Linked DNA regions of Homo sapiens: region 1 is linked to region 2. Evidence: chromatin contacts called from ENCODE Hi-C or POLR2A ChIA-PET data. All regions are on one chromosome and are shown on one strand. Each heading gives the region's core, a stretch centred on a gene start or an enhancer-like site at or near the end of the contact. The rest is flanking DNA. Distances are from core to core; before and after follow the strand shown.

Evidence for each region. A loop is a pair of places that touch in the nucleus more often than their neighbours do. ChIA-PET counts read pairs that join two places held with the same protein, here RNA polymerase II (POLR2A). Pooled maps may share reads with other maps.
Region 1: a loop to region 2 is called in a map of motor neuron, with 3 times the contacts of the local background. The contact joins two enhancer-like sites. A Hi-C loop is called at or near these places in 2 of 168 maps with a recorded cell type or tissue (heart right ventricle and motor neuron) and 2 of 50 pooled maps. POLR2A ChIA-PET finds 5 or more read pairs at or near these places in 6 of 52 experiments (GM12878, H1, PC-9 and 3 more).

The regions. Positions count from the first base shown.
Region 1 is chr1:67,707,421-67,712,009 of GRCh38, forward strand. It overlaps GNG12 (G protein subunit gamma 12), which reads right to left. Exons shown (of 4, transcript NM_018841.6): 3 at 174-292. The coding sequence starts at 266. Among named protein-coding and RNA genes, the nearest start is that of GADD45A, 25 kb to the left of the region's middle. RefSeq lists an enhancer at 903-1,403. Within about 2 kb of position 3,236, at least 5 of the 41 ENCODE cell types and tissues checked have a DNase peak (open chromatin) inside an H3K27ac peak, as active enhancers do.
Region 2 is chr1:67,550,383-67,554,944 of GRCh38, forward strand. No RefSeq gene overlaps it. Among named protein-coding and RNA genes, the nearest start is that of LINC01702, 30 kb to the left of the region's middle. Within about 2 kb of position 2,094, at least 2 of the 41 ENCODE cell types and tissues checked have a DNase peak (open chromatin) inside an H3K27ac peak, as active enhancers do.

The DNA.
Region 1 (4,589 bases), core at 1,986-4,485, 160 kb after region 2:
CCCATGCTATATAGGAAAATGAAAGTTAGGATTTTGAGACTCTCAGCCTGTTCTGGAAAAATCCTGGAAGCAAGCGGAATGAAATGGTATTATCTTCTCTGACAAGTGGTCCAGCCACAAGGAACAGGGGGAACTGAGCAGAAAGCATATGTTATCCAGTCGGGGCTTCTTACCTTTATTCTTTCAATGGAGGCTTCTAATCTTAACTGCTGCACAGTTCTCCTTGCCTGGGCTATATTGTTGGTGCTTGCTGTTTTGCTGGACATCTTCAATTATTGTTTTTACCTGAAATCTGAGGAGAATTTTTTTTAAAGACAAGTAACAGGCATCTTTAAGTTATTTAAACATTCATAATAATATGTTCTACTTAAAGGGAAATAGATGGATTTTCCTAGTCATCACAGCTTCTTGGAGGCAGTTACTAAAACACCCCTTAGAAATTCGAGTGGTGACCTAGGTATCTAAGTTTGTCATCCATTTGAGCACCTACATAAATCTTTAGTTTGCAGAAACCCAGCACTAGCAGTTTAATCGATGCACCCCAACATATAACACAAAACTAGACTTTTCTAGGATTTCCTAAGAGGAAACAAATACGCAAACACTTGTAGCACTTAGGGGACCTGTGGCAAAAGTGAGCATTTGCTATGGGAGGCATATTACATGTCAGTTTAATATTACTGCTACCTACTTTCACAGAAGGTTTGATTTCATTTCTTTTGGGCTCTTGCCCCCAACTATTAGGCTGATCAAAGACTTGGCAACAGAAAATGAGAAGAGAGCTCCTCTAGAGAACTTTGAATAAAGGGTGCTTATTTTTAGACACTATCATGATGTGGAATCGTTTTGAAAGTGTTAGGCACATAAGGAAGTCTTTATTCATGAAAGAGTGAAAACTTTCAGTGGAGACTCTCCGTGATAGATCCACTGTAAATGTCAGGTGGGATATATGAGTAGCCTACAGTCTGAAATAATTAATAAAACGTTATTATTCCCTCCTTTGACCTCTCCCTGGTCTCATCGTGATGGTCTGGGCACTTGCTAATCCTATTACTCCATCATATGTTCGTGGATTGATTCTCCTCTCTAGCCTGAGCTGTTGGCCTCTAGGCTGCCCTGCTGCCCTCTCTCCTTAGCCACCTGGTGTAAAGCAATGGAAACAGAAACATCCTGGCCCTTGCTTTACAAACTGGTTGTCCAATAGCACATTTCAAGAGGAAGGCAGGCTGGGGGAAAAGTGTTGCCTGGTGCCCTGACCTATATGGCTAAGTTCATTCTCATCAGGGTGGCAACTGAAGGAAAACGCAGGGCTGGCAGGCCTGGTAGCAGTGTGGCAGTTTTATGACTCATGGGAGCAGGTGGACAGTAGGTGTGCCTCCCCGGCGCTATGTGAGGGCTCAGCAAAGTCTTAGGGCTCCGTGGCGCCAGCAGCAAACCCAGGCTGACTCAACCTTTTGGAGAGGCTACAGCTGAATAATGTAATTCTGCCATAAAGGCCGAGACCAGACAAAGCTGCAAAAAAACACTAGCAACCCAGACTCCAGGGCATCCATCACGTGGGCACCACGGTGCTCCACACTGAGTTCTACCAGACTTAGAATATTCCCAAAGGCCGAGTTCTACGACTTGGGTAGGGCTTGTAGCCTCTGTGGTCAGAGGAAGTTTTGGGTCAAATGCACAAATAAAATTGTGCTTTTAACTGTGTGCAAAATTTTGAAATCAGCCTAATAAGCAACCTTCACATTCCAAAGGATTTTTTGGGGGGATTCAATTTACCGTTGCACATCAAGTGTTTTGCATAGGACCAAGGCATTCCATGAACTGCAGCTGCTAGTATTTTTATCCTTGGGGGTCACATACTGCACAGTGAATTGCAGTTCCCTGTTTACCTGTTTGTTCTGCACCTCCCCAACAAGTGGTCAATGAGCCTCAAGGGTTTTGATTGAGCGGGTATGGGTGGGGCTATCGGCACCAGCCCTTTTTAGAGTCCCTGGGCAATTTGTGCCACTAGTGTCAGAGCCCAATGCAAAGACTAGTGACAGCCATCAGAGGATTTCCCTAGGAATAAGGAAGCTCTAGCAGTACAGAAAACTAGGAGGATGAAGCATGTGGCAGGGCAGGGTGGGCTTGCCTTGTGCTAAGCCTTGGACAAGCTCATTTCAACACATTCCCAGAGTAGCTACCTCTTCCTCGGATTCCTCAGTCATCCCTGCCCCACCCAAAAGAGAGGCCTAGGGTCTCTCTGATTCTGCTCACACCGAGTGGCCTGGCCCAATCCCTTTCTGTGCTCCCAGACCAGCACTTACTAACAGAGCCTCTGAAATGCAACTGAGGAAGTAGGCAACCTCACCCTGAACAGTGTGCAGTGCTCTGACTCACAGCAAGTTGCAGATATATATATATATAAATATATATATATTTGTATATATATTTATATATATATAGTTATATATATATTTATATATATAGTTATATATATATTTTTATATAGTTATATATATAGTTATATATATAGTTATATATATATAGTTATATATATAGTTATATATATAGTTATATATATATAGTTATATATATAGTTATATATATAGTTATATATATAGTTATATATATATAGTTATATATATAGTTATATATATATAGTTATATATATAGTTATATATATATAGTTATATATATAGTTATATATATAGTTATATATATAGTTATATATATAGTTATATATATATAGTTATATATATATAGTTATATATATATAGTTATATATATAGTTATATATATATAGTTATATATATAGTTATATATATATAGTTATATATATAGTTATATATATATATAGTTCCCTGCAGCAAGTAAAACTGGGCTCCCCTTCCAACTGGCGCTGGTTCTGAGGCCCCCAGAATGCGAACATGACACCCTTTCTCAGTGACCTGTGGTTTCTATGTTGCACCCTAAGGACTTTCTAAATGTTCCCTTTGCATGAGGATAAGGTCAAGCATTCTCTTCTTCCCAATCTCCAGGGCATAAAGTTTCCAAGGCCTGAGCAAGTTTTCCAGTAACTGCAGAACAGTTCACACATATCAGGACTGGACCAGTAATTGCTCCCACCCGGCATGGCCATTGGCAAGCAGTCTACAGTCAGACTCTATTAATATTTATAAAATGCTCGGGTAGGTCCCTCTAAAGTTGGCGAGACACTCAGCATTTAGTACATGAAGGTCTTTCTTACTTCCTGACTATATTATAGTCAAGACTAAAAACAGCCAGCAATTCATGATTCACACTTGCCAGCTCAGGCTTCTTGCAGCTTTCCCTCATTCTGATATCTGCGTTCAGACCTGCTTCTTCAGAGGGCTTTCTCCAACCTCGTTACTCAGAGGCTCCCTGCTCCCTTCCAATGGGGTATTCCTGCTGGTCCCAGGCTCGACAAAGTCCATGCAACACATTTTTAATTGAGTACTACTGCTACTAAGTACAATATGTTGAGAATAAATGGGTAGGACAGGCACACAGCTCCTGCCCTCACAGAGAAAACGTTAAACAAGCCATTAGACAACCCCTTCTGCTTCAGGCATAGCCTAGCCCCTTCTCCTGCTCTGCTACCCCTCTCAGGCTCCTAACTCAATTTCTCTTCTGAAAGTCCCTTCTCATCTGCTGGTACAAACATGGATAGCCTCACCCAGAATACAAATTAAAGTTTAGGAGATAGGTAATTTTTACACCTTCATAGATTTATTAAACACAAACAACTTTCTATGAATATTGTATAGCAATTGCTTTGGGAAGTCGATTAAATGGGGGTAACTGTGATTGCAGGGGAATGAAAAATGACTTCCCTCTACCTTTCTCAGTTCTATGGCTGGGCTACAAATTAACCTGACATATAAACAGGTTGACAGGAGGAAAACTGTATTTAATTATGTATGTACACACGGGAGTGCCACAAATATGAGACTCAAAGTGGTCAGATGATGAAAGCTCACATAGGATCCTGAGCTACAGAAAAGAATGGGAGTTCAGGGTTTCTCGGGGGGGTGGTGGCAACGAGTTATGGGAGGTAAGGGGAAGAGATAAATGGTGAATAAAGGTGGTTTTCTCATGCACACAGAAATTCTCAGTTAATACAAGTTGTTTCACAGCAGCCCTCGGAAGAAGAGGTGACAGTCTGTCTGGGTGTGGTATCACCTCCAGTCTCCCCTCTTGGGATCCGAGTTAATCTTTCCCAGTTGATAAGATTTCTGGGAGAATATTTGTGACAACTAAGTTCCTTTTGGAGGATCTGTCTTTAGGCCGATAAGGGGAGCTCAGAGAATGCCTCTGCCTACATCTGCTGTTCCCCAAGTGTCCTCAGTTCAAAGTAATCAGCACACCAAAGTGTTATATTTTGGGTGGCATTTCCTGAACTCCTTCATGGTCATTCTTAGAAAAAGCTGTACACTGGGCCACTGGAAAGGAAGATAATTTCTGATCATAACATTCTTCCTATGGAGAAAGCAGATCAAAATTAGACCGTTTCAAGTTAAGGAGCCTCTGGTTTGCTGAGTTGCCACATGGCTGCACAAAGAGGGCCACTGTGTGATCCCTGAGAG
Region 2 (4,562 bases), core at 844-3,343:
ACTAATAAAGAAGAAAAGAGAGAAGAGTCAAATAGATGCAATAAAAAATGATAAAGGGGATATAACCACCGATCCCACAGAAATACAAACTACCATCAGAGAATACTACAAACACCTCTCTAGAACTAAAAATACCATTTGACCCAGCCATCCCATTGCTGGGTATATACCCAAAGGACTATAAATCATGCTGCTATAAAGACACATGCACACGTATGTTTATTGCGGCACTATTCACAATAGCAAAGACTTGGAACCAACCCAAATGTCCAACAATGATAGACTGGATTAAGAAAATGTGGCACATATACACCATGGAATACTATGCAGCCATAAAAAATGATGAGTTCATGTCCTTTGTAGGGACATGGATGAAATTGGAAATCATCATTCTCAGTAAACTATCGCAAGAACAAAAAACCAAACACCGCATATTCTCACTCATAGGTGGGAATTGAACAATGAGATCACATGGACACAGGAAGGGGAACATCACACTCTGGGAACTGTTGTGGGGTGGGGGAGGGGGAAGGGATAGCATTAGGAGATATACCTAATGCTAAATGATGAGTTAATGGGTGCAGCACACCAGCATGGCACATGTATACATATGTAACTAACCTGCACATTGTGCACATGTACCCTAAAACTTAAAGTATAATAATAATAAAATTAAATAAATAAATAAATAAAACACAAATCTCATTTTGTCACTCTTCTGCTTAAACACTATCAATGATTTACCATTTCTTTTCTTTCTTTCTTTTGTTTTTTTTTTGAGATGCAGTCTCACTCTGTCACCCAGGCTAGAGTGCAGTGGCGTGATCTCGGCTAACTGCAAACTCCACCTCCCAGGTTCAAGCGATTTTTCTGCCTCAGCCTCCTGAGTAGCTAGGCTTACAGGCACGTGCTGCTGTGCCCAGCTAATTTTTATATTTTTAGTAGAGACAGGGTTTCATCATGTTAGTCAGGCTGGTCTCGAACTCCTGACCTCGTGATCTGCCCGTCTCCACCTCCCAAAGTGCTGGGATTACAGGCGTGAGCCACAGCACTGGGCCTATAATTTCTTTTATTTAAAAAATTCAAATCCTTCGTCATGGCTCATAGAGTCCTGCACAACTTGGGCACATGCTTCTCAGCAGCAGCATCAACTGGTGTCACCTGGCATTACCCTGTGTCACCCGGCATTACCCTGTGTCACCCAGCATCAACCCGCCCCACTTCCTTTGTCCTCTGTGCTCTTGCTGCACAAACCTTCTCCAGTTCCTTAGACTCATGGACAGACAGAGCCTCTCCCTGTTGTCATAGTAGTTGTTTCCTGTTTGTCTGGTTAATTTCTATTCATCTTTTAGAGGTTTCAGCTTAAAAATCCCTTCCATTGGAAAAACTTCTGCAGCCCCTGAGGCCACACCGGCACCGACCACACATAGGCACAGCACCATGCTTGTTTTCTGTTCTCCTGGTCACTGTGGCCATCATTTGATCAATAATTTGCTTGATGCTGGTTTCCTCTACGAGTGTCTAAGCTTCATGATGTTTGGAACAGTATCTTCTTGTTCAATGATGTCTTTCCAGTACCTAGCACGATGCCTGGCATTTAGCAGGTGTTCAGTATGCATTTGTTAAGTGGATAAAACATATTCTAAATCTAGATCTTTCTGATATAATAGAGCAAATGGGAATTTTTGTTGGTGTCATTTGAGTTTTCAGTGACTGTAGCTTTGCTTATTGTTTGCCTGTTGATCAGTTTCCGTTTTTTCATAGAATGCACTATGAGCATTTGCTCTAGCCAGGTAATGCACTAGGTACTGGAAATCAAAGTTGAATAAGATTTTGACTCTGCCCAGAAGGAGTTTACCAACCGGCAGGATAGTTTATATTTTCATGGAAGGACACAGACAATGGGAGGATTGGATATTTCCATGGAAATGAGCTCACTTACACTTGTTTTATTCAATGAGATCATTCATGTAGGAGTAGGTAGGGCATCAGAGAAAGGGTTATAGGCCCTCTTGGCTGAGCCAGTGTGGCTGTGGCCAGGTTCACTGGAGTCAGAGTACAGCCCGGGTTCAGGAGGGCTGAGCTGACTCACCAGGAAAAAGCACAATCAGGAGTCAGGCCAGGTCAGGTGAGCAGGCTGGGCTCACCTGCAGGGCAAGCAGGCACGGAGCACGTGGCTGTGCAGACTCAGTTTGTTAAATACTGGGCTGCCCCCAGTGGTATCTCCCTAGACACCACAAAACCCACTTGCATTAGAAGCCCTCTGTGTGTGGGTTTATGAATTGCCAGCAAGGGCTGAGCCAAGGTCTTCAGGCAAAAGGTTGAGCAAATGGCCCTGTATTCAGGGAGAGCAGAGTTTGAACCTGGTACCACTTGGAGCTATGGGATCGTGAGACAGAGTTATGTCAGCTTTCTGAGGCCCAGTTTCCTCTTTAGCAAAGTGAGACAGGAATATCTGTGGCTCACTGGGGAGATGAAATAATGTACAGTGAGTGCCTCTGTATAGTTGATATTCATTAGCTGTTTCTTTTCTTGTAGGTGTGGGTTCTGCTTTGCAAGAACTTTTATTCCCTTTCTTCACTGCTCTGTCCTGTCACCCATTCCCCTCCCCTATCACATACTTTCTCCAGTCTTGAAGAAACCTCCAGTTGTGGCGTGATGAGTAGGCTCTTCCTGTGCTATGGAGGGGTACCTGGAACCTAGAAGGCACTCAACACATATTTGTGATAAATGGTCAGATGGGTGGAGAAATGAACAAATCCTCCATTTAAAGGCTTCTACTGCCACTATAGTAACCATGTGTAGTGGCGCAATCTCAGCTCACTTGCAGCCTCGACCTCCCAGGCTCAAGTGATCCTCCTGCCTCAGCCTCCTGAGTAGCTGGGACTACAGGTGCACACCACTGCACCTGGCTAATTTTTTCTATTTTTTGTAGAGATGGGGTCTCCCTATGTTGCCCGGGCTGGTTTGAGAAAGCCTTTGAATTTCTAACTTGACTCTGCCATAGACAGCAGACAACCTGTGACCACTAACCCCTTCAAGGATTACTCTGTGGCGAAGTCATGTTGCCCACGTTCATACCCCTTCCTGGGATAACCTGCAGTCAATGAATGATCAATGCCAGAGTACAAATGTCTGGTCATCTTCACCCAACTCCAGGAACTCTAGAAGGTCACTCTAGCTCCTGGACTTCTCCTGGGTTCAGCCTAGGCTGTCTGCTTTTGGCTTGAGTCCTCCCTCTGCATCTTCGGCTCCCTTCCTTTCCTTCTTCAAGTGTTGATCTGTACATCATTCCCTAATAAATATTTTGCACCTTAAAATGTGCCTCAGAGTCCACTTTCTGGGGGATGAACTGGTAACATATTGGCTCACCTAACTAAAAGGGCCAAAGGCTATCAGGCACAGTTGGGTATAAAGCTAAGCTAGAGGCAGGCCATAGTGGCTCACACCTGTAATCTAACCACTTTGAGAGTTCGAAGTGGGAGGATCACTTGAGGGCAGGAGTTTGAGACCAGCCTTGGCAACACAGTGAGACCCCATCTCTACAAAATTAGCTGGGCATGGTAGTGCATGCCTGTAGTCCCAGCTGCTCGGGAGGCTGAGGTGGGAGGATTGCTTGAGTCCAGGAGTTCGAGGCTGCAGTGAGCCATGACTGTAACACTGCACTCCAGTATCCTGGGTGAGATGATCCCTTTCCTCATAGCCTTACCATCTAGTAGAGAAGAGATATCTTATACAAATAAAGGCAGATTCATTATAGTAATTATGATTATATAGGGGACTGATATGGTTTGGCTGTATCCCCATCCAAATCTCAACTTGAATTGTATCTCCCAGAATTCCCACGTGTTGTGGGAGGGACCCAGGGGGAGGTAATTGAATCATGGAGGCTAGTTTTTCCCATGCTATTCTTGTGATAGTTAATAAGTCTCATGAGATCTGATGGGTTTATCAGGTGTTTCCACTTTTGCTTCTTCCTCATTTTCTCTTGCTGCCACTATATAAGAAGTGTCTTTCACCTCCCACCATGATTCTGAGGCCTCCCCAGCCATGTGGAACTGTAAGTCCAATTAAATCTTTTCTTTCTTTTCAGTCTTGGGTACGTCTTTATTAGCAGCGTGAAAACAGACTAATATGGGGATGCTAAGAAAAAGAAAGAATGGGCCGGGCACTGTGGTTCACACCTGCAATCCCAGCAGTTTGGGAGGCTGAGGGGGCGGACCACCTGAGGCCAGAAGTTTGGGACCAGTCTGGACAACATGGCGAAATCCCGTCTCTACGAAAAATACAAAAATTAGCTGGTGTGGTGGGGGACGCCTGTAATTCCAGCTACTCGGGAGGCTGAGGCTGGAGAATCACTTGAACCCAGGAGGCAGAGGTTGCAGTGAGCTGAGATCGTGCCATTGCACTCCAGTCTGGGCAACGAGAGAGAAACTCCATCTAAAAAACAAAAAAGAAAGGATGGGATGGGAGTTTATAGTTCAGGACTTGGCCACAGAGTCTAACGAGGCCTCCCTGAGCAGGGGACCTGTAAGCTGGCTTTATAGAATGAGTAAAAAGGA